Regions from separate parts of the Homo sapiens genome. Here regions 2, 3, 4, 5, 6 and 7 are each linked to region 1. The links are chromatin contacts, found by Hi-C or POLR2A ChIA-PET in ENCODE. All regions are on one chromosome and are shown on one strand. Each heading gives the region's core, a stretch centred on a gene start or an enhancer-like site at or near the end of the contact. The rest is flanking DNA. Distances are from core to core; before and after follow the strand shown.

Region 1 (3,512 bases), core at 290-2,789:
TAGAAACTAATAAATTCAAACCATGTATAGATTCTGTCAGTATCTTTTTCACATTAAAATGTCCTTATGGAACACCAAAATTACTACAGAACAACTTGAAATCATATTTTATAGCTACTTCCTTAAAATATTCAGTTCCCTTCCCCATCACTTAAGAAAAGAGTCAGTTTGGATCATGATGTAGTGGGAGGAATTAATTATAAAAACAGCTAATATGTATTGAATATTTACCATAAAACAGGCACTGTAATAAATACGATACATGAACCATTACACGTAAAGGTACTGTTATCAGGAAAACATTTTTATCCCCAATTTAGAGACAAGAGAACTGAGGCAGAGAGATTAAATAACTTGCCCAAAATCAAAGATGTAAATGGATGTGACTCTGGGTATGTTCAGATACAAAGCCTAGAATCTTAACCACTATGCTTATGTTATCAAGGTTAAAACACCGTAGTTTACTGCAAAAAATTTTTCACTGCTTTAAATTATTCATTAACTCAAAGGTCAACCGGTCACTCCAAATCATATGATAAATGGGGGGGAAAATGTGGGACCAATAGGTTTGCTGAAGTTTTGTACCTGCTCAGAATAAACATATCACACAATTTTATTCCATATAGCCAAATATAAGGGTAACTGAGTAAAGATCTTCACTTGGGTACAGCAGTCAGTTCCTTCTCCATCCTAAACCAGAAAGAAAGCACTGTTCTTGGATATGCCACTTCAACAAGAGTGTTTTTTCTCTTCCACCATCAAAGCCTTAAGCAATAGAACGATTCTACCAGTCTACTGTTGCCTGTCTCCAAAGCAGCCCTATTATCCGAGGACGAACACCAGCGTCAAGGACCTGTGTTATTTTTCTGGCTTCGCTTCTCAAAATAACTTATCTTCTCCTCTTGATGAATTACTTGATAGGCTCAAAGACTTGCCTAAACTACTAATTCTTATTATCAAAGCTATTTTCTTTCTCCGCAACCGCCTTTTCAAGTAGCCCTTGGTCCACTCTTCAACGCGATTTGCACCCTGTGGCAAGGCCGCCAGGGACACTCAGCAGGGTTCCAGGCCACGGACCCCAGTTTATCAGCTCAGCGCCTAGTGTGGGCATTCAAGAAATTCTCGTGAATGAATAGCTGGAAGGCAGCGTGGGTGGAGGCGGGAAGAGGGGGCTTGAAGGAATTTCACGCAGCTGAGACCACTGCAGCGGCGCCCAGTCTGGGGAGGGAGAGACCGGGGCAAGTGGGAGAACCTGGGGCCAAGGCAGGGGCCGCCTCGGGCGCTGCTGGACCGGCAGGAGCAGTCGATCGCACCCAGAGCTGGGAAAATGCGGGCGCCGTCTCCGCAGGCCCCCCGCAGGGCGCTCTCCGGCCTCGACCACAGCCTCCGCCTAGCTCCCTGTCCCCGGCCTTCCGCATACAAGGGGTCCCAGCCGATAAGCCCTCCTTAGCCAATAGCCAACCCGGGACCCACACTCGCTCACCTGAAGCTCCACCGGCAGCACCGCGCTCCGCATCCGGCGCGAGCTTGGCAACCCAGTGGGTCCGCGGGATCAGCTGATTCATGGAGGGCGGGGCCTCCGGACAGGGCGGGGCTGCAGGGCGACTAGCGAAGGTAAACGAGGGCGCGGGCGGCTCTTGGAATCCGAGCTCCTGGGAATTGTTCTTGGGAGACTGTCGACGGCGTCTGTTGGGGGTCAAAATTGCTGAGAATGCGTTAGGCACTGCAGGCTACGTACTTGGGAGCACAGTCTCTCCCTTAGTTTAGGGCGGAGCTATCAGTCCTGAGATGCGCTTTGATGATGACGTAGAATAGAGTCGTCCAAGCCTAGCTACCCGAGCGCTCCCATGGTAACAGGCGGTGGTGAAAGTGGTTGGGAGCAGCAGTCGTTTGTTACCACCTCAAACTGCAAGGGCCGGAAGTATAAAAGTAAAAAGGCTGAAATATTTTCAAATTGCCTTTATGGACAGTACCCTAACAGTGGTCGCTTCTCCCCCCTACTCCCGCGAATGACGTCATCGCCTCGCGGCCCCGTTTCGCCATTGTATCCTCAATGTGTAAACTTACTGGTTAGTTGCAACCCCAAAAGATGGGGTGGGATAGGAGAAAATGAAGTGGCCTCTCCAGTGATTCCCGTAGTACTCCCCAATATACAATCAGTAAAATCAGCTTTCTTGTCCCGCGCACAGTTTCATAACACTGTTTTTCGCAGCCACAGTCCCACCCCACCCAGCCTGCACTCTCAAGTCCTCCCATGATTTTATGATTTTCCAGAGCTGCCACTCATGTCGCACAGTGGGTGCAAACCTTCTGCTGCTAGGCATTGTGCCATCGCTGGACCTGCAAACATGCAAATATTTAGACCATCAACGACAGATGTGTAGTCGGGTTCTGAAACTCCTATATCCTATTCACCAACACCCTCAACTCAATTTCCTCCCTGATCCTTCGCCCACCTGCAAAACTGTTAGTCTGCAACAGTTCAACCAACCTTGCTCACTCCTGCATCGGTGCAGAAAATCACACAACCCTGAGAATTGGCACCACTGCGAACGAAAAGTGTCCAACTTCAGTCGGGACTTCCACGTGCGACTACGCAATATTGCTGAGCCTAAGACAGTCACATTTACACATTGCTACTCAGATTATCTCCTATTCCCCTCCCCTGCTGTTCCCAGCCCTCACGCTCTTCTAACCTCTTACTGAACTCTACTCACTCACCCGCTTTGGTAAAAATAAAAATAAAAAATTTTGTCTCTTACATCTCTGAGGAAAGTGAGACCACTAGAGGTGAATTTCCTTAAATCCCAAATCCCATCAGCCACTACCACAAAACCTACCTGCAACCAGTTTTGATTTGTTTTGTTTTGTTTAGAGGGAGTCTCGATCTGTCGCCCAGGCTGGAGTGCAGTGGCGCGATCTCGGCTCACTGCAACCTCCGCCTCCCAGGTTCAAGCGATTCTCCTGCCTCAGCCTCCCAAATAGCTGGGATTACAGGTGCCCGCCACTACGCCCGGCTAATTTTTGTGTTTGTAGTAGAGATGGGATTTCACCATGTTGGCCAGCCTGGTCTCGAACTCCTGACCTCAATTGATCCACGTGCCTCAGCCTCCCAAGGTGCTAGGATTACAGGCGCGAGCCACCGAGCCCCGGCTCCTTTTCACCGAGTCCTTTTCTTCTCCCTCTTTCTTCTTAGAAGATCCTGAACTCAGGATCCCTAATCTCCCCAAAGGAAAGACTTTGTTCTGTTGATGAAAAAAGACAAACTTTATAAAATATTTGAAGAGGTTAAATATACTCTGATCGAAACATGAGTAACCATGGCCTGGGACACAGCCTCAAGAAGTCCTGAGAACATGTGCCCAGGGTGGTTGGGTTATAGCTTGGTTTTATACATTTTAGAGAGACAGAAGTTATAGGCAAAGACATAGATCAATACATGGGGGGCCGGTGGTGCTCACAGATTATAGGTGGATTCAGAGACTTTATGATGGGTTGAAAAAGCTAAGCTT
Region 2 (3,512 bases), core at 379-2,878, 1.9 Mb before region 1:
AAAAATAGATTTCATTATAAGGTCAAGCTAAAAACAAGACCACAAATCAAAAGCTGCATTTGCAATTCATGTACATGTTTGGACTTTTAGATAACATTTCAGCAATCCTCTATCTAACAATGGAAAGTAACATGTTTGCAATTGGCAAAACAGAGTGACGTCAGGTTGCCTAAATGTCATTATATACTAATTATTGTATAACTAACCTCTACTTGTTTTTAACCAGTTATTTTAGAAAGCGGCAGATTTCCTTAGTAATTAATTGAATAATTTTTGATTGATAACAATATTTTGATGTCAGATGGAATGCAACAATTTAGACCAGAGTAGGTTAGCATACTAAGTCACCAAGTCTATACATATATATAAATCATATTTTATCATTTGCTCATTTATGTTCCTACTCCAAGCCATTTGTTATTATTTGCATATGTAGACCAAAGAAAACAGTATGTGTGCTTAAATACACATATATAAACTCCGAACAATTATATATAAAGTGCTTAGATTTCTGGCCTATAGTAAACCCTCAACAAATGTTGGCTGTAGTTTTTTGTAATTTTCATTAATTATTCTCTTTACAGTGCTTTGTCTCACAAGTACTTGGATCTCATCCTCGCTCGCACACATTTCCCTGTTTTGTTTGTTTTTGGTTTATTTTTTGAGACAGGGTCTGCTTCTGTTGCCCAGGCTGGAGTGCAGTGGTGGGATCACAACTCATTGCAGCATACAACTCCTGGGCTCAAGCGATCCAATCTCCCATCTCAGCCCTCCCAGTAGCTTGGACTATAGGCATGCACCACCACGCCCGGCTAATTAAAAAAAAAAATTTAGTAGAGACAAGGCCTCCCTATGTTGCCCAGGCTGGTTTCAAACTGCTGGACTCAAGTGATCCTCCGCCTCGGCCTCCCACAGTGCTGGGAGTACAGGCCTGAGCATACATTTCGCCAAATCTTATTCCTACTCAACTGGCCACAGATAGTTGCTGGACACACATGACTTTCCTACACTGTTTAGTTTTTGAAAACCTCCAAATAGCAAAACACCAAGTAAAGCGTACTGCCTCGCCCCGTTTTTTTCCTGTCCTAGATCATGTACCCTGTTCCCAAACAGAGATGAATTAGCTTCATATCTAACCACAAATTCTCCATGAGCACAGAGATCTTCGTATATCTATAATAATTGTACTCAGGAAACTCAAGGTATGAGGAGAGAGATTCCCTTCCTTCGGGGCTTGTAGGAGACTTCCCACGGAATCTTCTTTGGGAATGTCTCCCTTTTAAGCCCTGAAAGACCAGATAAATCTCAGGTGAACCTAGAGAAACAGGGAGCTTCGTATACTCAAAAGTCTATACATTACGTATTATTGAACGGCGACCTGCGGCCGCCCCTGCTGCTGCGCATGCTCCATAACTGCCGCTTGCTATAGCTGGGAGTACTGTATTATCTCTTTGCTCTTCGCCGGCTCTTCCCCAGACTTCTGTTCGAACTTCCCGGCCGCGGCAGAACCCACCAATCACAAACGCCCTTCCTCAAGCCACGCCCACCGTCTTCTCCGGGATCCCAAGACCGATTTCGCCCACACCCCTCCCTTCCTTTCCTTACGCACGCTGCGCGCGGACGTCGGCCTCTGACGTCGTCGCCTCAGCGCCGGCTCCCGGCCGGGCCGCGGCCGCCGACCGTTGAGCCGCCGGCTGAGCCGCCTGCTGAAGTCCCTCCCTCAGGAACCCCTCCGCCACCCTCCACCTCCGAACCGCTCTCGCGGCGGCGACCCATGTGGGGGTTCAGGCTCCTGCGGTCGCCGCCGTTGCTGCTCCTGCTGCCGCAGCTCGGAATCGGAAACGCCTCGTCCTGCTCTCAGGCCAGAACCATGAACCCGGGCGGCAGCGGCGGCGCGCGATGCTCCCTCTCGGCCGAGGTGCGCCGCCGTCAGTGCCTGCAGCTTTCCACCGTGCCTGGAGCCGATCCGCAGCGCAGCAACGAATTGCTCCTGTTGGCGGCGGCCGGGGAGGGACTGGAGCGGCAGGACCTCCCCGGGGACCCAGCGAAGGAGGAGCCGCAGCCGCCGCCCCAGCATCACGTCCTCTATTTCCCTGGGGATGTGCAGGTAACTCGGGGCCTGCCTGGGTATCTGTTCCTTCCTCTCGTGTATACGTACGCGGTCACTGATTCTTCCCTCGTGGCTGCTGCCTGGTTCCTTTCCTTGCCTGAACACACCCACACATTCACTGAGGGTGGCTCTTCCTCTACTCCACGAAATCCAAAACCGTGCCTTCCACGCCCTTGGCGCCCTTTGTCCATAGAACCCCATGGGGAAGGTGTCCGACGAGGGCTACGATCTCGAAAGAGCCAGCTGTCGGTCCAGGTTTCCAAGAGGCGGAATTTGAGACAGGGAGTGACACGCATCTTGTATATTTATTCTATAATTTGGTTTCTCAGAGGACCGTGTGTGTGTGTTGGGCAGGGGACAGAGCGATGGCTTTCAAATTAAGTTAGCACGTAGTGTTTAGAAAACGGTGGCAGTAATTAAAAACCAAACAAACATTACAAAGGTATGACATCCAGTAACCCTAAAAAAGAGTGGGGATGGGTGGAAGAAAAGGGACAATAATTATTAAGCATGTCAATGTTTTGATGCTCACCTCTTTTGTACTTTTGCTTTTGCATGTTATGTTTATTATTTTATAGCTGCAGGTAAATATCCGTGGTTATGTTGCCCTGAAAACTGGGTCTTAATCTAACGTTGCATTATCTAATATGGTAGCCATTAGCCATATATGGCTATCTGAATTAATTAAAATTAAATAAAACTAAAAATCCAGTTATTCATATTAGCTGCATTTCAAGTGCTCAGTAGCTACAGATGGCTTGCGTGTGCTGTATTGGACAGCACAGATATATAGCATTATCATAGAAAATAATCCATCATCATAGAAAGTTCTAGACAGGTAAAGCTAGACTATAGCTAGGTATGTTTCTCTTTTTTGTTTTTTTGAGACGGAGTCTTGCTTAGTTGCCCAGGCTGGAGTGCAGTGGCGCAGTCTCGACTCACTGCAACCTCCGCCTCCCGGGCTCAAGTGATTCTCGTGCCTCAGCCTCCCGAGTAGCTGGGATTACAGGCATGCGCTACCACACTGAGCTAATTTTTGTATTTTTAGTAGAGATGGGGTTCCACCATGTTGGACAGGCTGGTCTCGAACTTCTGACTTCAAGTGATCTGCCCACCTTGGCCTCTGAAAGTGCTGGGATTATAGGTGTGAGCCACCGCGCCCGGCCTACATGTGTTTCTTATACTATGAAACTACATTAGTTTATTTTCAAAATTGGTGCCTTAAAATGACATACTTAGAAACTGTGCTCTGAGTCAGATAATGATTAAGATATAGATATAGATATATAGATATAGATATAGATATTCTCTTTTTTTTTCCAGTTTTTATTAGCAGTCAACTAAACCAGTTATTTTGAGGGCAAAAGAAAATAATATATATTATTTTATATATATATTATAT
Region 3 (3,512 bases), core at 254-2,753, 1.5 Mb after region 1:
ATGTAACAGTCATTTATCATAGAAGCTGTAAAATGCAATCTGGAATTTCTCTTGCCAAATTGCTGCCTGTTCTTGACATTTTATATTATTAAAGCTATAAAATCTATAAATACTTTTAGCACACTTTCACTAAAAGCAGCACTAGTAAGTAGCAGGCCTTGTCTTGTATTTCAGTAGCCACGTCAAAACTTCTGAGCCAGGCGAAATAGAAAGAGGGGTCCTAGGGTATTTTATGCCCAGGGCAACAAACGCCAAATGCTGACGTAGATAGCACTTATTCGGTTTTGCCAGGAGCTGTGCTAAGTGATTTTCATAAAATATGTAATTTAACCTACAGGCAACTCCATGTGGTATTATTTTCACTTTTTTACATAGAAGGAAATGGAAGCTTAGAAAACTGAAGCAATTTACCGAAAGTCAGAGTTAACAGAGCAAGGAAACCTGAACAGTGTGCAGCCTCCGCTCACCAGAAAGTGTCAAAGAATCACATTTACTAGTACTTCAGACAGAAATTCTGCGAAACAAGGCGTATCTACTCTTGTTTTACTCCCAGACACTTCCCTGTCCCGCTTAGATCAGTGGTGGTTTTCACTCAAATTTAAGTGTGTAACAGTGTCCCCGGGAGGGCTCTGTTCAAACAGATTGTTGTACGCGCCCCCTACCCCTGCCCACCCCGAGTGTTTGATTCAGTAGGTCTAGTTTGGGATCGAGAATCTTTTTATTTTGTTTTCCTTTTGTTTTGTTTTGTTTTGTTTTTGAGACAGGGTCTCGCCCTGTCGCCCAGGCTGGAGTGCAGTCGTGCCATCTCGGCTCACTGTAGCCTCTGCCTCCCCGGCTAAAGTGATCCTCCAGCCTCAGCCTCCGGAGCAGCTGGGGCCACAGGCAAGCGCCACCACTGTAGGCTAATTTTTTTTTTTTTTTTTTTTTTTTTTTTGTAGAGACTGGGGTCTCACTATGTTGCCCACGCTGGTCTCAAACTCCTGGGCTCAAGCGATCCTCCCGCTTCAGCCTCCCAAGGTGCTGGGATTACAGGTGGAGCCACCGCGCCCGGCATCGATAATCTGAATCTCTAACGAGCTCCCGGGCGACGTTGATGCAGCTGGTACCGGGACCACTCTTCGAAAATCATCGGTTTAGAGGTTTTAATTCTGAATCCATTGCGAAAACTGTTGGGCGGACAGAGCACTACTAACTCCTAACTTTTCTCAGAAAGCTGGGCTCTGCTTTCGCCAGCAACCCGGTCCGAAGTCGCGGGCATATTCTGTCTGAAATCGTGTGCACCGAAATCCCCGCCTTGCGGTGGAGGCTGGCGCTAGGCGGCCTCAGCCTCGGCCTGCTGCGCTCAGGAACCCGCGCCCCGGCTCCTCGGCGATCCATTGCTCTTTCCTCTGGCGCCGGCCGCAGGCCTCGGTCACGCCCCCAGCGGCCCGTTGGTTTCCGGGTCCCGCGGGGTGCCCCCGCCCACACGCTATGCCTTAAATTGGGCCAGGCTGAGGCGCTGCTGCTGGAGCGGCCGATCCGAGACGTGGCTCCCTGGGCGGCAGAACCATGTTGGACTTCGCGATCTTCGCCGTTACCTTCTTGCTGGCGTTGGTGGGAGCCGTGCTCTACCTCTATCCGGTGAGCGCCGTCTTGGCTCTCTGGGGCCCCGGGCGCCGCCCCAGTCTCTCTGTCGCCGGCATCCAGGCCAACCTGCCCGCTGCGGGCCGCAGGGGGCGGGCCTGAGAGGAGGGTTCGGGTTCGCTCCAGAGCTTCAGCGCGGGGACCGCACCCGGAGTCACGTGACGCCCCTCCCGGCAAGCTCTGAGAGCGACGTGGGCTGCGTCGCTACCCCTCAGGCGCCGGGCCAGGCGGGCGTAGAGCTGCTGAGGAAAAGCCCGCGCCCCCGCAGGCCGGTCTCACCTTGCCAGGCACCCCGCGCCACTCTCCAAGGCGGCTCTCAAGTACTTTGGGCAGCTTTTTGGCCATAACTCGCCAAACCCAAATTTCATTTCCCAGTGTGTCAGGACGAGACTCCTGGGCGCGCCACTCCTTTCTCCTTTCTTGAGGATTCTCCCAGCACTTGTGTATTCCTCTTTTCCATCTGTCCATCGATCTATCCTGACTGGAATCCAAAGTGCTCGAGGTCCAGGTCTTGCTCCTCTTAGGGGCTCCAGGCAAATGCTTCTTTGGGGAGAGCGCCGCGCTGCGGGTTCGGGTGCGAGGTTTCCTCTGCCGCTGACGCCTCTGCGAGCCTCCGGTCCTCCTCTCTCCACTTGCCTCCGTCAGCGAGAGAGGGAGGGTCTGAAAACAAAAGTGTTGATGACTGAGGACCGTCTTTAAAACCTGTTCTACACACTTTGGGAGGCTGAGGCGGGCGGATCACGAGGTCAGGATATCGAGACCATCCTGGCCAACATGGTGACACACCGTCTCTACTAAAAATACAAACATTAGCTGGCTGTGGTGGCGGGCGCCTGTAATCCCAGCTACTCAGGAGGCTGAGGCAGGAGAATCGCTTGAACCTGGGAGGCGGAGCTTGCAGTGAGCCAAGATCGCACCACTGCACTGCAGCCTGGCGACAGAGCCAGACTCTTATCTCAAAACAAACAAACAAACAAACAAAAAACACCTGTTCTACAAAGCAAGGTGGTGGTTTTACAGTGAAAGTTGAAAAGTAGCTGAACTGCTGGAATTGACCATACACCTTCTTAAATGTTCTTTTCCGAGCAGGTAAATGGATTAGACTAGAATCTTGCAACTACACAATCAGGGACTTCCTGAAATCTTATTTTCTGAGAAACTAAACAATTTTAGTGGTTCTTGAATTTTTGGTGATTTTAAAATGATACTCTTCTTTGATCAGCTCATAGAAGCACACTGTTTATTCTTAGCACTAGCTATGTGCCAGATATGGTTCCACGTGCTGGGAATCCAGCCGTGAAACAAACCGGACAGAAAATTCCTGACTCTTGGAATTTATTTCCTAGAGAAGGGGAACAGACAATAGAAACAAATAACATAGGATTGTGGGTAGAAATAAAGTTGGGGATAGGTAGATTGTTATTTTAAAGTAGGATGGCCAGGAGATACGGAGACATTTGAGTAGAAACGCGAAGAAGGTGAAGGTGCAAGCCATTCTGAGAAAGAGCATTCTGGGTCGAGGGAGCAGCAAATGCAAACCTTCAGAGGGAGACACGCCTGGTGTGTTCCTGGAAAGCAAGGGGACCAGTGTGGTTAGAGTGTAGTAAATGAGGAAGATACCAGAGGAGAGAAAGTCAGAAAGATGGGAGTGAAGGACAAATTTTAAATGACTTGTAAGGCTTTTTTAATGGACTTTTGCTGTGTGCCACTGGAGGATTTCAGCAGATGAATGCCATTTGAAATTGGATAGAATTCAAATTTAATTTTATTAGATAAATTTTAAAAGAATCATTGTGGTTGCTAAGTCATGAATTGACATGGGTCTCCAGGTAAGGATGGAAGCAAGCCAAGTAATTAGGAGGATATTATCATTTCAGCTTGGATCATGG
Region 4 (3,512 bases), core at 460-2,959, 1.4 Mb before region 1:
TTCTAATTTTTGTGAATACTAAGATGTTGCAACTGGAATGAACCCTCTAAATAATTTTTAAGCTACATATTCCCTTAATTTGTATTGAACCAAAACAATGGCACCAGACTAGTGGAATGAGGACCAGCTTCGGAGTTAGTTTGAGAGGTTTCAGTCCCAGCCTTGCTGTTGACTAGCTCTGGGACCTGGGCCTTAACATATAAGCCTTAGTTCCCTCATCTCTAAAATGGAGATAATAATACCTACATGCAGATACATTGTGAGGTCTCAGTGAAATAGAATCATCCAGTGTGGTGCCTAAAGAGGGTTTTGTTTGGTTTGTTCACTGCTGTATCCCCAGCACCTAGGATGGTACCTGGCACAGAGCAGGTGCCCACTAAGTGCTAAAATGAATACTGAATGAATGAATGACTGTGGTCAGTAAATGATAGCTATTGCTAAAGGCATGGCAGAGCTGTCAGACACAAGAAGTGTTTGTAAAGCAAGAGGCTGATTATTCAGAGGCTTGAAGGATAATGCTTTGTCATAAGCTAAATTAATTTTTCCCCACCATACAGCATGGCTTTAGGATTCTTCAAAAACTAACTACGTTGGTCTGATGGTAGTGGGTTACCAGAACTTATTAACATTAGTGTCACTAAAGTTGGCATATAATCCCCCTGTGCTAAATTTGACTGCCTTAACAAAAAAAAAAAAAAAAAAAAAAGAACAAAACTGACTAATACTGTGACCATTAGAGTCTTTCCTCCATCCTTACCCTATGTTCTGTATGAAACATCTAGAGGGGTCGCATTCTGTCTAGTCAAGTATCATTCGAAAGCTTGGAACAAAAAATGAAACCAAGACTTAAAGACTGGCTGGTAGCCATTCAGAAATAGATACAAATGTAGATTAAGTTTTGAAGACATTTTTCTTTTCTAATACCTCCTCGCATTTTTAAGAGAAGCATTTAGTAAAACAAACAAGAGTGTCTTTTCAGTGTCTGGTTATCTCTTTTTCCAGACTGAGTTTGGTAAATTATGTAATATTTGGTGTTAGTCATCTCACAGGATGTAAAATCAGGTAAAAATAAAACCAAAAGGAATCTTAAATATAATTTATGAGTTACTTTCCTAGAGGTAAGTGTAACTCGCCTATATAATTTTATTTTTTTGGAGTCCTTTAATATTTGTTAGATTAAAGCATATATTTTTACAAAACTGAAAGTACTGAAAGTCAGCTTGCACCAATTTGAAGTTATTTTAAAAGATCCTGTTTTCAATTCAGTATTTCAAGAATAATAGAGAAAATGCATAAGGTCTAGATTCAGAACCATGTAACCAAAAATGACAGTGGGGTGGGAGGGAGAATTGGGCTGGGATAGGATGAGAAGGAACTTTCCCATTTACTAAAAGAAAAATGAAACAAGGATATTACCTCTAGCTGCATTACGAACAGAACAAATGTAAACCACACCATATAGACACCTTCTCAAATACTGCCTTCTGATGTCATCTCATTGCTTACTGCCTGCTAATCTTATCTCCCTGCAGGAGCCAATCTTAAATTTATACTGCATCATAATTAACTAAATACATTGCATCTAGCAGAGACAAATCGTGGCCTCCCAGTAAATATTTATTAACTGACTTTTGTGTGCTAAGCAGGTAGGTTTTATTTCTGGCTTTACACATTAGTCACTGTTTCTGCAAGCGAAGTTTCACTTTCGCTCTTCCTCATACCTGCAGTGCCATTCCGATCATTGCCAGTATTGCCTCAAAGTAGTGCAAAAGAGCACTCCCTCTCTGAAGCCCTCTTTGATTAAGCTCACCTAAACTAAAGCCATCTCATCCCTCCAGAAGCCACTTTATGTACATGGTTGTAGTCATTTCAGAATGATTTGTTGACCATTTTGTTACATTCTTATTTCTCTTGGTTTTGATCCCCCTGTGCATGGCAATATACACCCCCACCAAGAATAGGCATTGGGTCTCAGTTGTCACAGGGACACACACACACAGGCACCCTCTACATGTAGTGTCTGGCCCAGGAGGAGCACACTCAAAGGACATGTTCCACAGTTAGATAATGAAATTGTTAGCATTAGTAAGATAAAACAGACATTCCTAATTATTTGTCTCTACGAATCGGCCAAGAATGGGTATAAATGGAACCAAAGCTGTGAGAGATGGACCTATTTCACCAAACAAGTAATCAAAACCTAATATATTTACACCTCAAAATTGGTGTTAGGTAGATTGAATAACTATGAAAGTCTTCCAAAGGGAAATAATATATGGTATTATATTTAGCTGAGAGGCCTGTGCATTATTTGAGCCACTGTACTAAAAAAGTTTTGTTTCATTCAATCTTTAGAAAAATGATTTGGAAGAGATTAAACTATGTATTGCTAATGCTTGTACACCATTGGAAGCATCTGGTACTTTCTGAACTTCCCCCAGTGTGAGTTGAGCCATAGGGCAGGCTAGAGCTCCGTGCAAAGTAGAGAGGATGTGTGTCTGCACTCCATCCTTTTATGCTACAAACTAAGAGTGTGGCCAAGGCAGGCCATGAGGTGGTTTATGAAGCGTCCGTAAAGTGCATGTAGGTGCCAACAGCAATGAAAATCCCTCTCTGTGCTGGAGTTACGTGGGTATATAGGAGTGAGGCTAATGGTTAAATGTGTTTAGCATTGGGTGAAAATGAATTTTTTTTTCATACTCCATAGAAAAGGTTAACTTCAGTCTTTCTTTTTTGGACAAAAGTGTAGGCTTTGATCGAGAGGAACTAGAGAGCTATAGTCTAGTGACTTTATCCTGGGTATAAGGCTCTACAGTAAGAAGAAATAAAATCAGTAAAAGATGGTAGGCAAGTTACCAGGTTAAAGAGGGGATACATGAGGCCCAATAAGGATGATATAGAAGGTTTGGGTGCTTATGATTAGACCTTGACTCTGATAATGGCTAAAAGATATTGCAAGGTTGGAGGTATGCTGGGAGGAAGAGCAGAGTGGATTGGAAGGTGTGTGAAATGATGTGGCTAGAACAATATTGGACAATGCTGGGTTTTCTGTTTTTTGAGATAGGGTCTTACTCTGTCATCCAGGCTGGAGTGCCAGTGGCATGATCACAGCTCACTGCAGCCTCCACCTCCCGGGCTCAAGTGATCCTCCCACTTCAGCTTCCCTAGTAGCTGGGACTACAGGCACATGCAACCACACCTGGCTAATTTTAGTACTTTTAGTAGAGACAGGGTTTCACCGTGTTGCCCAGGCTGCTCTCGAACTCCTGGACTCGAAGGATCCTCCCACCTCAGCCTCCCAAAGTGCTGGGATTACAGGCATGAGTGACTGTGCCCAGCCTGACAGTGCTGGTTTTAAAAGGGTGGCATTTAAAGTGATAACTTAGTATGAGGGGTTAAAAACTGGAGAAAAAATTATTAAAAATTCATTGCAAGCAAGACAGGAAGAATAAAATGAGAGGACATTTATTCCTTTCTTTCCATGTGTCTTCATTGAACACTTAGCTTGTCAA
Region 5 (3,512 bases), core at 715-3,214, 1.3 Mb before region 1:
TTGCTTGTTTGTTTTTTGAGATGGAGTCTCGCTCTGTAGCCCAGGGTGGAGTACAGTGGCGCCATCTCGGCTCACTCCCGGGTTCAAGCAATTCTCCTGCCTCAGCCTCCTGAGTAGCTGGGACCACAGGTATACACCATCATGCCGGGCTAATTCTTGTAATTTTAGTAGAGACGGCGTTTCACCATATTGGGCAGTCTGGTCTCCAACTCCTGACCTCAGGTGATCCACCCACCTCGGCCTCCCAAAGTGCTGAGATTACAGGCGTGAGCCACTGCACCAGGCCCAGGGAAGGTTTAAGGGTTGGATTTTTTTAATCCATTCTGGAGATCACAGAACCACAAGTGACACTGTGGTGTTTTCCCACCTAAAACAATACTGTGATGAAAAAGGTACTCCCAATTATTGAGAATCTGCAGTATCCACACATTTCATAGCAAGTTGAAAATGGCTGCCAAAAGGCTCAACTACATCCATGTCAATTCACTTTTACTCAGTGAACAACTAAGATCGTTTTGTAGATGCCAGCTAGTCTCCAATAAAATGGAAGGAGACCATTAAAATCTGAGGAAGACCATGTGTGTAGAATACGGTCAGCAACAGAAACCATTATGGGCCAAAGGTCCAGCCTTCCAAAACCACTTATGGATGTGACATCTCGCACTGCCTAGAAGTCCTGGGAGCAGCACTCCAAAGATCCATGTGTGAGAGCCACCTCTGAGGCATGGGATGGAACTTGTTCCCTCTGCCTCATTACTGGCTCCCTGGAATCCTATCTATTCTTCAAGGCCTTCAGCAAACCTAATTTCTTGCATGACCGTCCCACGTATCCTTCTGCCCCCCAAGTTAGAATCCTTGCACAATTCTACAAATATACTGTGTGTCTGTCCACTTTTTACCCCACTTGTTTAATCCCTACTTTTTGGTCTGTAGGCCAAGGAAGCCAGGGCCTGTGTCACTCTTAATAACTCCCATTTACTGAATGCTTATTATGTGCCAGCCATTGTAAGAGACACTTGACACACTTTACCTAATTCACACAAAAACTCTATTGGATGGGAATTACTGTCCCTGTTGACAGATGAGGCCATTGGGGTAAAAAAAAAGAGTGATGTGTACAGGGGCCACACAAGGACTGACTGCTAGTAGGTTGTGGAGCCAGCCCCAATCCAGAACGGCAGGACGAACCCCAAGTTCTTCCTGCTTCACCCCACACCGCCTCCTCCAGCACTGTTTCACCCCTATGGATCCTGACCCAGCCCTTTCACTCTCTAAGCATCTGTCCATCTCAAGACTTGGCTACGATAACACAGCAGCACCCCGATCCCGAGGATTTAAGAGCTACTCCTCCTACCCCAACCCCAGGCAGTCTCTCCTAAGGATAGGAACATCATCATTCCAAGGCCACACCAGGGGGGCACTCCGCAGGCCCCATCCTCAAAAGCACCCAGTTAGGCTCCCTGCTATGTGGAAAGTGTCCAGCCCTCGGGGACAATGTCCCCCAGAGTGCATTCCTATGATCACCTGCATCAAAACCATCAGGGACGCTTGGGAAAACGAAGACACTCCGGCCACAGCACACAGTTCCTCAGAAAGTCTGAGGAGGGGTCGGGATCTGCCCGCGAACCCCACTTTGAAAAACATCGCTCAAGGGGCTCACACTCCTCTTCCGAAGCGGGAAGAGCCGGGAGGAGCTGGGGAGCCAGAAAGCCCCGCCACGGTCTTCCGCGGCCTGGAGACCCCAAATCGGCCCGAAGCCCGAGCCTGCAGCCCGGGGCGCGCGCGTTACCAGCGCGGCCCGTGCCCTTCCTCAGGGCGCCCCGCCGCCTTCCGGGCCCGCGGCCCATCCCGCGCCCGGCTCTTCCGCACCGGGGGGGTGGGGCGGGTCGGCAGCTTCCCAGACTGACCTGCGGCCCGCCAGACCCTCGGCGCGGCCGCCGGACGCCGCGGGGCGGACGCGGAAGTGAACGCCTTCTCAGCTGCTCGGCAACTCGGGAGCAGAGCGGCCCCAGCGGCGCCCCCGTGCGGCCCGGCTCTGAGGCAGCGGCTCAGGGAGGGAGGGAGGCCACGTCCCGGGCACGCCACGCCACGCCACGCCCCGCCCCCAGATTCGTCTCGCCCCAGTGGGCCGCCTCGGAGTCGGGTGGGTCTTCCATCCCGGAGGTAAGGGAAACACACGGTAGAGAAGGCCAGGGCTGAACCCCAAGGGACGGTCTTGTGTGTTCAGAGGCTGGTTTTACAGGTGAAGAGAAGAAACAGCCGCAGAAGTTGCGATTGTCCAAGGTCACTTAATAAGTGGCAAGAATTAGGATGTTAAGTGTTCTCACCCCCAGGTCAGTGCCCATCCCTCCAAACAGGGCTGCTCAGTGCCAACGTGTGTTAATATATTGCACTTGGATAAGTCTATCTGGATAGTGTCTGCAGCTTACAAAGCTTTTTCACACACAGCATTCTTGTTTAGTCTGTGTGACAGTGATATAAAGGGTGATATTTATTTCCCATTATAGCAAGGAAAATTGAGGCGAGAGCAAACATTTATTCAACACTTTTGTACACCTGACACTGTGCTAAGTGCTTTGCATGCACTACTTAATTTCCTGTTAACGATAACCCTAAAACAGTTCTTCCAGTTTCTAGCACCATCTTACCTTGTGCAAGGTACTGTGCTAGATATTTCAAGAGAAATATAACAGTCCTGTTTTCAAGGTGCTTCCCCAAAATCAAAAATATTTGGTTCCAAATTTCCCTGACTGGCTCTTAGAAGAGAATAAGCCAAAGAGAGGTAAGTCAACCTATCCCCTTAGATATTAACAGTCTTAGGAGAGAGGGAAGGTTTGTTCAACCTGTAATTATTAAGCACTAGCTATGGAGCAAGCACTGAGAGTAAAGGACTGGAAGAGACAAATAATGGGCGTTCAACCTTACTTTCCAGTACAACATGCAGAAAACTTGTTCTGTAAATATTTTAGGCTTTGTGGGCCATGCACAACTACTCAACTCAGCAGTTGTAGTCTAAAAGAAGGCATAGGCAAAACCTGAACAAATGAGCATTGCTAGTTCCAACTTTATGGACACTGAAATTCCAATTTCACATAATTTTCATGTGTCAAAAAATATTCTTTTAAAAATGCAGCTTTTTCAAACACTTAAATATGTACAAGCCATTCTTAGATCATGGGCCAGACAAAAACAAATGGTGGTCCATGGGCCATAGTTTGCCTGCCCTTGTTCAAGTGGGAGAAACAGACACTAAGCAAAGTGGTGACAGAGAGTGATAACTAGGTGCGAGGAAATGAGTGGACATTTAAGTTGAGGGCTAGGAGTCAGAATGAGTCCACCTTCTGCAGAGATGGAGGAAGGGTATTTTAGGAAGAAGGGAGAGCAAGTCGGAAGCCCCTCAGGCAGGAAAGGACTCAGCAATTTGTAGGAAGAGAAAGGCCACTAGTATGTCTGAGCCTTGGTGGGCATCAGGACAAAGGGGAAGATGAGATGGGATGAGGTTGAAGAGAGAG
Region 6 (3,512 bases), core at 646-3,145, 1.2 Mb after region 1:
ACGGGCAGAGTCAGGGAAACAAGTTGGAAGGCTATTACAATAAACTAGAAAGTATTTTGTATAACTTAAACCATTTTAAAGACAGTAGCCACGGCTAGGTGCAATGGCTGACGCCTGGAGTCCCAGCACTTCAGAAGGCCGAGGCAGGAGGCTCCCTTGAGCCAAGGAGTTCGAGACCAGCCTGGGCGACATACGAAGCCCCTGCCTCTAATTTAAAAAAAAAAAAGGGAAAAGAAATAAAGATAGTGGTTACTACTACTATACCACCATCCATTTAAGGAAGAAAGTGTGGAGAGATGGTTAGGTATATTTTGGAGATATAGCTGAAAAGATTAGATTGGAAGTGAAGTACATGAGGAAGACAGCAAGCACACTTCCTAGGTTCTTGTACTGAGCAAGTACAAGAATAGAGTTGCTAAGTACTAAAATAGGGTATCCCAAAGGAAAAGCATATTTTCCCCCCAAAATTTTGACATATAAATTTCACATGCCTAATGGACAACCAAGGAGAAATGCTGAATGTAAAATGTAATTTCAGGATAAAAAATTGAAGGTGTAATTTGCAAGCAACTACTCTCAATTCTGCCATGGTAGAGTGAAAGCAGCTATAGGCAATACTAAAGGAATGGGCATGGTTGTGTTCCACTAAAATTTTAGGACACTGAAACTTGAATTTGAATTTCGTCTAATTTTCACATCTCAAAATATTGTTCTTTTGATTTTCGTTAAGCAAGTTGCAACCAGAATGGACTGCAAAGCCTATAACATTTATTGTCTGGCTCTTTTTATTTTATTTTTATTTTTTGAGACAGTGTCTCGCTCTGTCGCCCAGGCTGGAGTACAGTGGCGCCATCGGAGCTCACTGCAACCTTCACTCCCAGGTTCAAGCGATTCTCCCACCTTAGCTTCTAAGTAGCTGGAACTACAGGCGTGCACCACCACGCCAAGCTAATTAAAATTTCTTTTGCAGAGACAGGGTCTCATTCTGTTGCCCAGGCTGATCTCCTGGGTTCAAGGGATTCGCCCGCCTAGACCTCCCAAAATTCTGGAATTACAGGCGATAGCCACTGCGCCTCGTCTCTGGCTCTTCACAGGCAATTTGTGGATCCTTGTTACAAATGAAACAAGATGGGACATTAGTTGATCATTTTTGAAGTTGGGTGACGGTATACAGGGTTTCGTTATACTAGTTTACTTTAGAATATACTTGAAATCTTTCACAATAAAAAGTTGTGGAAATGTTTAACAAAGGTGAGTTATCTTACGCGTTTTTCTTTCCTTATACAAAAACCAAATCTCTCTGAAAGTTGTCTATAGTTAGTAAAGCCTTTTGCTTCTTTTCTGAAAAAGAAAAACCCTTTCGAAGTCTTTAGTGGTGGTAAAATAAGCCCTTTGGATATGACACTCGGTGACGACGAAAGCAGGCACAAAAGGAAAAGAGGAGTTTTTGGGGGGTGTCTGTGTGTGTTTTGTCTTTTTACATTACTCTAAATTCCCAGAACCAATCCCGGTTCTACAAATAAGTGAAACAAAATCCCCTTTAACACCGTAGGGTCTCACGCCCTCAGATGACTCACGGAAATGACGCCATCAGCGAAAAGCGGGGCGGGCGTAGACGTCAGCACGTCAGCCCTCCTCCATGTCCAGCTGAGGGAAGGCTCGTTTCAGTGCCGCGGCCGGCGCCCGCCAAGGGATGGGCAGCCAGAGCCTGTCGACTGCGGCTGCGCAGGTATGCTGGGGCGGGGCTTCAGGTCACCCCGCCCATCCCCAGCCTACGCGACCATTGAACAGCTGCCGCCCAACGGCTGGGTAAATCCTCAGCGGCCGAAATGATTAGCCCAGGGGGCAGCCCCGCCCCCTGCTCCTCCCGGCCTCTCGCCCCGCCCCCATGTCCCGCCCGCTCGTCTGCCTGGCTGCGGGGTGACACGGGGCTTCGCCTTGGGAAGGGGTCGAGGGAAGCAGTTAGACGGCTGCCGGGCGGCGGCTGCCGCGCGGCACACAATGTGAGCCCGGTGATGGGGAGCGGGCCGTTGGGAAGAGGGGGCGGCATGGCAAGAAATGGGAGGGCCCCGGTGCTTGGTGGTGGAGGGGCTGCAGAGTGAGGGGCGGCTTTGAGTGGGCTAGGCTGTCAGGGAGTGTTCCGATACTGTAGTGCAGGCTGGGATCGCGGTCGGGAGACGCCGAGTCCGCATTCCTCAGTTCTAGAGCTTCTCTTGGCAGCTCGGCACACCTTAAGTTTGCCTCTGTTTGGGTTGTCTTGGGATGTGAGGAGGAAATTAAAAGATTCCCCCAAACACTTGGATGCTTCTTTGGGAAGTTCCTCGCCGGTGTGTGCGTGCCCACTTCTCTTGGATGGAAAGGTGGAGAGGCCAGGTGGGCGGGTGGACTTCCACTCTCCGAGGATTGTTAGAACAAACGAACTGGGAATTCCTCCCCCGCCCCCACGCCCTGCCCTGCAACACAGCAAACAGTCCCAACTACTCCACCCCCACCCCACCCCAGACGGAGTCTTGCTCTGTCGCCCAGACTGGAGTGCAGTGGCGTGATCTGGGCTCACTGCAGCCTCTGCCTCCCGGGTTCAAGCAATTCTCCTGCCTCAGCCTCCTGAGTAGCTGGGATTACAGGTGCCCGCCACCACGCCCGGCTAATTTTTTGTATTTCTTTAGTAGAGACAGGGGTTCACTGTGTTGGCCAGGCTGGTCTCGAACTCCTGACCTCAGGTGATTCACGCACTTGGGCCTCCCAAAGTGCTGGGATTACAGGCGTGAGCCACCGCGCCTGGCCCCAACAACTTTGAAGAGGAGACCAGAACAAGAACATTCTAAGAGCTTTGATGTATTTGAAATGTCTGAGATGTGGGCCTTTTCCTTGTATCTGTACAAAAGGTATGAGTGGGAAGGGAGTCTTGCTCCTTATTCTCACTGGACGCATTCTTGGTTATGAACATGTACCCATCTCTAGGAGTCTGTCTGCCCTAGAGGATTCTATGGTGGACATACTGTGTTAGCTGTGATGTTTTCCTGAAACACAAGTTTCTATGAAATCTAATCAGTCCATGTGAAAGTATAGCGGGTTGTTTGTGGGAAGTGAAGAAGATACATCTTTAGTTTTTGATAAGTCTAGATTTTTTAGTATGGCCTCTTTTTCTAACCTGTGGATGTTTTTCTCTTTCACAGATTTATTTAATTGCCCAACTACCACTGATGAAGATATATTGGAGTGACTGCTGAAATTGCCTTTTTGTTTTTAACCAGAGGACAGTCCATTTGTTTCACTTCTTTTTGCTTTCTTTACTGCTATGAGCTTTACTGAACGGCTGAAAAACTTGGAAAATAAAATGGACATGCTGTAGTCTTGAACATAATTTTTTTAAGGAAAACTTAAAGTGCCAGAGTGAAAGCCAGAATGGCATCCAGAGAGAGGCTCTTTGAACTTTGGATGCTTTATTGTACAAAGGTAATTGCTTTCCTTTTTATTTTTATGTTTTAAAATACTTTATTATAAAATTTGTG
Region 7 (3,512 bases), core at 478-2,977, 1.1 Mb before region 1:
AGTGTCTATATGGAGGAGGTGGCCCTACTACAGTTGGTGCAAATAAATTCTGTCAGCAGCTTATCAGAAGGTGATTTATTAACTTACACCTCAAACCAAATAAAGGAGCACCGTGTGTTGACCCTACCACAGTTTTGCTTTCATGCTATTTTTCTGAAGTCCCTTATAGGATGAAAACCATGGAGCTCCTCTAATTCATACAAACTTCCCCACGGCAATGAAAATAAAAGTCTGAAGACTATGCAGCAATATAGATTTTAAAAATGGTTTTATACCAATCAACTATATCTTCATAATTGATCATTTATATTAAAATAATGACAGCATCTTTACTTCAGAACCCCGGTGGATATCCTGACATCTCCAAGAAACTCTTAGGTGTCCTAACAGACTTTCTTTTGACCCTACCTCAGGGGATGTACTCATACGAGGTCACTACGTTTTCTGAAAGAACAGAACAGCCAAGTGGAGCTGTGACTGTCTTTTGCCATGGCTTTCCTTTTTAATTTCCAACTGCTGTCATAGTGTCAGCTTTTAGGAAAGGATCAGCTGTGGAAATGCTGTATTCAAGCAATAATCAGAAAATACAATGGAATAACAGTTCCCGTTTATAGTAACAACCAAAAAATAACTCTAGGGATAAAATCAACAAAAATATGTGCAGGGCCAACATGAAAAGAACTTTTAAAATCTATTGGTGAACTTTAAAAAAAGACAAATTTTAAAAGGGAAAGACATAAGCCTTAGCTACAAGGACACAAAATATAACAGTATCAATTTTCTCTTATAAATTAAATATAACACATTCCCAATCAAAACATCAACAGTGTCTTTTAAAAACTTGATTTTAAAGTTTATCTAGAAAGATAAAAAATGTATAATAAGAATAGTCAAGAGGGGAAACTAGCCCTATATAATATTGAAATGTATTCTATTACATTAATACATGTCTAGTAGTTACACATTATAGGTACTGATACAGGAGGAGAAAAACAGACCAACAGAACAATGTAAAGTCCTGAAATAGGCCAGAAAGTCAGGTCTCATTAGAAGCAAAAATGCACTTCAAGTAAGCCATAAAATGGAGCATTTAAGGAAGAATATTGGTACAACTTGCAAGCCATTTTAAAAACAAAGAAACATAAAGCTGTACTTCTATTTCCCACTTTACAATAAAAATAAATTCCAGATTGATTAAAGTTTTAAATACTAAAAACTATACTAAATATATGCATGCATTTAAAAAAATCCATAGCCTAAGGAACATGAAAGCCGGAAGTTATAAAGAAAAGACTGATAAATTTGACTATATAACAGAGAAAAGCATTAGTATAAAAAGAAACGCATTTACAGCAAAAACTTTTCTAAATCAATAAAAAAAGATTAAAAAAACAAAAAAAGAAAAGTATACCCACTGGCAGGAAACTGGAAAAATAAACTATTTTGAGCCTCACTTAGAATTTTTAAAATGAAAATTAAAACAGCAATGAGATACCATTTTCCTCTATTAGATTGGCAACAATTTAAAATGTTGATAGTACCCACGACTGATTAAATTTGACACATTTTTTCCTCCGAGCATACTTTTCATGTAATAAAGTTACTGAAACCAAATACTGTATTCTTAAAAATGGTTAGGGTTACTAAGAAGCCAGCAACAGAGGGCAGCAGAGACCTCCTCTGGGGCGTCCGCGTAGTTCATGTTCCAGTTTTACAAAAGCAGCTTTTTCTCTGCTGTGGTCTCTGAGGTGTCAGAGTGCAGCAAAAGGGAAATGCGTCATCAGTTCTTGTCATCTCATTGGTGACAATGAGTAATCAGGTGGCGGTGGCGAGGTGGTGTCTCTGGGCCCTCTCTCCAGGCCAGAACGGGCACGTCCCACACGCGAGCAAGGCTTCTTGCTGTGCCGCCCGTCAGAGCCAAGTCTGTGATGGCGCCTCTGTTCCAGGTTGTTACAGAGCTGGGCAGCTCCTCAGGAAGTTGGCATTAAAGAGAGCTGGTGTTCAAAATCTGGATTTTCTTTTTTTTTTTTTTTTAACCGAGAGTCCTTTCCCCTCAATAAACTTGACAAAGGAGATCAAGGAAACTAGGAAACTACCAGAAATTCTCATTTGCATTTCCAAGCAAACGCCCAGCAATCTTAGTCATATTAGCTGCATGGCTTTGGGGTTAGAAAGGAGGTGAGGTTGGGAGGGGAAGATAAAGGATAAAATCAGAGTGAATAACACAGAAGAGGTCTAGCCAGCTGCCTTTCCTGCTTACAAGGGGCCACTGGGGCCAGAGCAGGCCTCCTCCCCCGGCTGTTGCGTCCAGGCTGTTTCCCACACTGTAGACCCCCTTCCTCCTTTGGTCCTCTCTGCCCTTCCCTGGGTCTCCCATTTCAGACCTTGCTGTGCTTCCCAGTCCCCCACATGGAACTCAGACTCCAATTTCCATCAGTCAAGGGCTTGCCTCTTCAGGCACATGTCCTCAGCTCCCACTAAGAGGTCCTCAGCTTTAGGCCAGCTCGGCAGACTGGGGAAATGGACGCCTCTGCACTGACCCAGCAATGCTTATCCAGATCAGTGTTCAGGGAGCACCTTTCTCTCTATGTCCTGTGGATGCAGGGTCTGCCTGGTCAACGGCAAAGGTGTCTTTATGCATCTTCGGGAGGTTGGCCTGTTACTGGGTATAGAGTTAGGGAAAGTACAGCCTGAGAAATTAATATAGAATGCATGTGTATATACATACAGACATTTTTGTGCTTTCTTTTTATAAAAGTAAAACATGTCCTTTAATGGACATTCGACAAATACAGAAGAATATAAAAAGAAAATCAAAATCTCCTGTAAACCTACCAGCTATATATGGCCATTGCCAAAGTATTTTTTAAATACTGTATTAAAAACTTGATTCTCATACAAATCTTAAGTAAGCAAATGTCAAAGATTTATTTAACTCGACAATGAGGGAACCAGCAAAATGATAAAACTGGATGAAAGTGAATTTGAGAGACTGAGCATATAGGCATGCCAGCACAATGACGAAGGTTGCTAGTTTAGGTAAAAAACCGGTTAATATCTTACAGGTAATAAAACTGTAACCTTTGAGGTTGCCTTCCTACAGGACAGAAATAATTTGATTCTTTACTAGAAAAGAAAATCTACATGTTCTTATGTAGCTTCACAGAGTCTAGCCCCCAATCAATAGTAAACAAGTTCAACAAAGGAACATTCCCTTAGAGAATGAGATAACCATGGAATGGACTTGCTAGACTGTGTTCCAAAATGCATTGAAAGGCCATTCAGTGAATCTTGTCTATTTTTCCAAGTTTTGGATAATATTTCTTAACATGCTATTATAATTTTAATAGACTTCCTTGTAATTTTAAGGATTATTAGGGTGTATATAAATATGTGAATACATAAAACACATTTTTTATTTTATTATTATTATACTTTAAGTTTTAGGGTACATGTGCACAATGTGCAGGTTTGTTACATATGTATACATCTGCCATGTTGGTGTGCTGCAC

Evidence for each region. Hi-C counts contacts between places; a loop is a spot of excess contacts on that map. ChIA-PET counts read pairs that join two places held with the same protein, here RNA polymerase II (POLR2A). Pooled maps may share reads with other maps.
Region 2: a loop to region 1 is called in a map of B cell, with 14 times the contacts of the local background. The contact joins the promoter of C2orf69 here to the promoter of ALS2 in region 1. A Hi-C loop is called at or near these places in 1 of 168 maps with a recorded cell type or tissue (B cell), 1 of 37 single-sample maps with no recorded cell type and 7 of 50 pooled maps.
Region 3: a loop to region 1 is called in a map of CD8-positive, alpha-beta T cell, with 10 times the contacts of the local background. The contact joins the promoter of CYP20A1 here to the promoter of ALS2 in region 1. A Hi-C loop is called at or near these places in 3 of 168 maps with a recorded cell type or tissue (CD4-positive, alpha-beta memory T cell, CD8-positive, alpha-beta T cell and naive thymus-derived CD4-positive, alpha-beta T cell) and 15 of 50 pooled maps. POLR2A ChIA-PET finds 5 or more read pairs at or near these places in 2 of 52 experiments (CD8-positive, alpha-beta memory T cell and MCF 10A).
Region 4: a loop to region 1 is called in a map of CD8-positive, alpha-beta T cell, with 6 times the contacts of the local background. The contact joins the enhancer-like site here to the promoter of ALS2 in region 1. A Hi-C loop is called at or near these places in 2 of 168 maps with a recorded cell type or tissue (CD8-positive, alpha-beta T cell and naive thymus-derived CD4-positive, alpha-beta T cell) and 5 of 50 pooled maps.
Region 5: a loop to region 1 is called in a map of CD8-positive, alpha-beta T cell, with 9 times the contacts of the local background. The contact joins the promoter of KCTD18 here to the promoter of ALS2 in region 1. A Hi-C loop is called at or near these places in 6 of 168 maps with a recorded cell type or tissue (B cell, CD4-positive, alpha-beta T cell, CD4-positive, alpha-beta memory T cell and 2 more) and 9 of 50 pooled maps.
Region 6: a loop to region 1 is called in a map of CD8-positive, alpha-beta T cell, with 9 times the contacts of the local background. The contact joins the promoter of NBEAL1 here to the promoter of ALS2 in region 1. A Hi-C loop is called at or near these places in 2 of 168 maps with a recorded cell type or tissue (CD8-positive, alpha-beta T cell and naive thymus-derived CD4-positive, alpha-beta T cell), 1 of 37 single-sample maps with no recorded cell type and 14 of 50 pooled maps.
Region 7: a loop to region 1 is called in a map of B cell, with 15 times the contacts of the local background. The contact joins the enhancer-like site here to the promoter of ALS2 in region 1. A Hi-C loop is called at or near these places in 5 of 168 maps with a recorded cell type or tissue (B cell, CD4-positive, alpha-beta T cell, CD8-positive, alpha-beta T cell and 1 more) and 8 of 50 pooled maps.

The regions. Positions count from the first base shown.
Region 1 is chr2:201,779,394-201,782,905 of GRCh38, forward strand. ALS2 (alsin Rho guanine nucleotide exchange factor ALS2) reads right to left here and starts at 1,540. Exons shown (of 34, transcript NM_020919.4): 1 at 1,484-1,540. RefSeq lists a silencer at 1,210-1,379 and enhancers at 1,510-1,579, 1,590-1,819, 1,830-1,899.
Region 2 is chr2:199,909,665-199,913,176 of GRCh38, forward strand. C2orf69 (chromosome 2 open reading frame 69) reads left to right here and starts at 1,629. Exons shown (of 2, transcript NM_153689.6): 1 at 1,629-2,107. The coding sequence starts at 1,775. LOC101927687 (a long non-coding RNA gene) reads right to left here and starts at 1,482. Exons shown (of 4, transcript XR_923766.4): 1 at 1,361-1,482. RefSeq lists an enhancer at 1,761-1,950.
Region 3 is chr2:203,237,515-203,241,026 of GRCh38, forward strand. It overlaps CYP20A1 (cytochrome P450 family 20 subfamily A member 1), which reads left to right and starts at 1,504. Exons shown (of 13, transcript NM_177538.3): 1 at 1,504-1,620. The coding sequence starts at 1,549. RefSeq lists enhancers at 1,205-1,254, 1,540-2,111, 1,935-2,224 and a silencer at 1,325-1,534.
Region 4 is chr2:200,372,587-200,376,098 of GRCh38, forward strand. The region is part of intron 2 of SPATS2L (spermatogenesis associated serine rich 2 like); the gene reads left to right. It also overlaps the pseudogene RNY4P34. Among named protein-coding and RNA genes, the nearest start is that of SPATS2L, 68 kb to the left of the region's middle. RefSeq lists an enhancer at 1,542-1,591. Within about 2 kb of position 1,710, at least 3 of the 41 ENCODE cell types and tissues checked have a DNase peak (open chromatin) inside an H3K27ac peak, as active enhancers do; they include CD8-positive, alpha-beta T cell, where a contact is called at or near this core.
Region 5 is chr2:200,508,104-200,511,615 of GRCh38, forward strand. KCTD18 (potassium channel tetramerization domain containing 18) reads right to left here and starts at 1,965. Exons shown (of 7, transcript NM_152387.4): 1 at 1,525-1,965. RefSeq lists a silencer at 1,738-2,197.
Region 6 is chr2:203,012,980-203,016,491 of GRCh38, forward strand. NBEAL1 (neurobeachin like 1) reads left to right here and starts at 1,896. Exons shown (of 56, transcript NM_001378026.1): 1 at 1,896-2,003; 2 at 3,177-3,456. The coding sequence starts at 3,406. RefSeq lists an enhancer at 1,576-2,129 and a silencer at 1,768-1,997.
Region 7 is chr2:200,711,469-200,714,980 of GRCh38, forward strand. LINC01792 (long intergenic non-protein coding RNA 1792) reads right to left here. Exons shown (of 3, transcript NR_037886.1): 3 at 837-2,662. It also overlaps the pseudogene AOX3P-AOX2P and the pseudogene AOX3P. Among named protein-coding and RNA genes, the nearest start is that of LINC01792, 22 kb to the right of the region's middle. RefSeq lists an enhancer at 1,647-1,926. Within about 2 kb of position 1,728, at least 35 of the 41 ENCODE cell types and tissues checked have a DNase peak (open chromatin) inside an H3K27ac peak, as active enhancers do; they include B cell, CD4-positive, alpha-beta T cell and CD8-positive, alpha-beta T cell, where a contact is called at or near this core.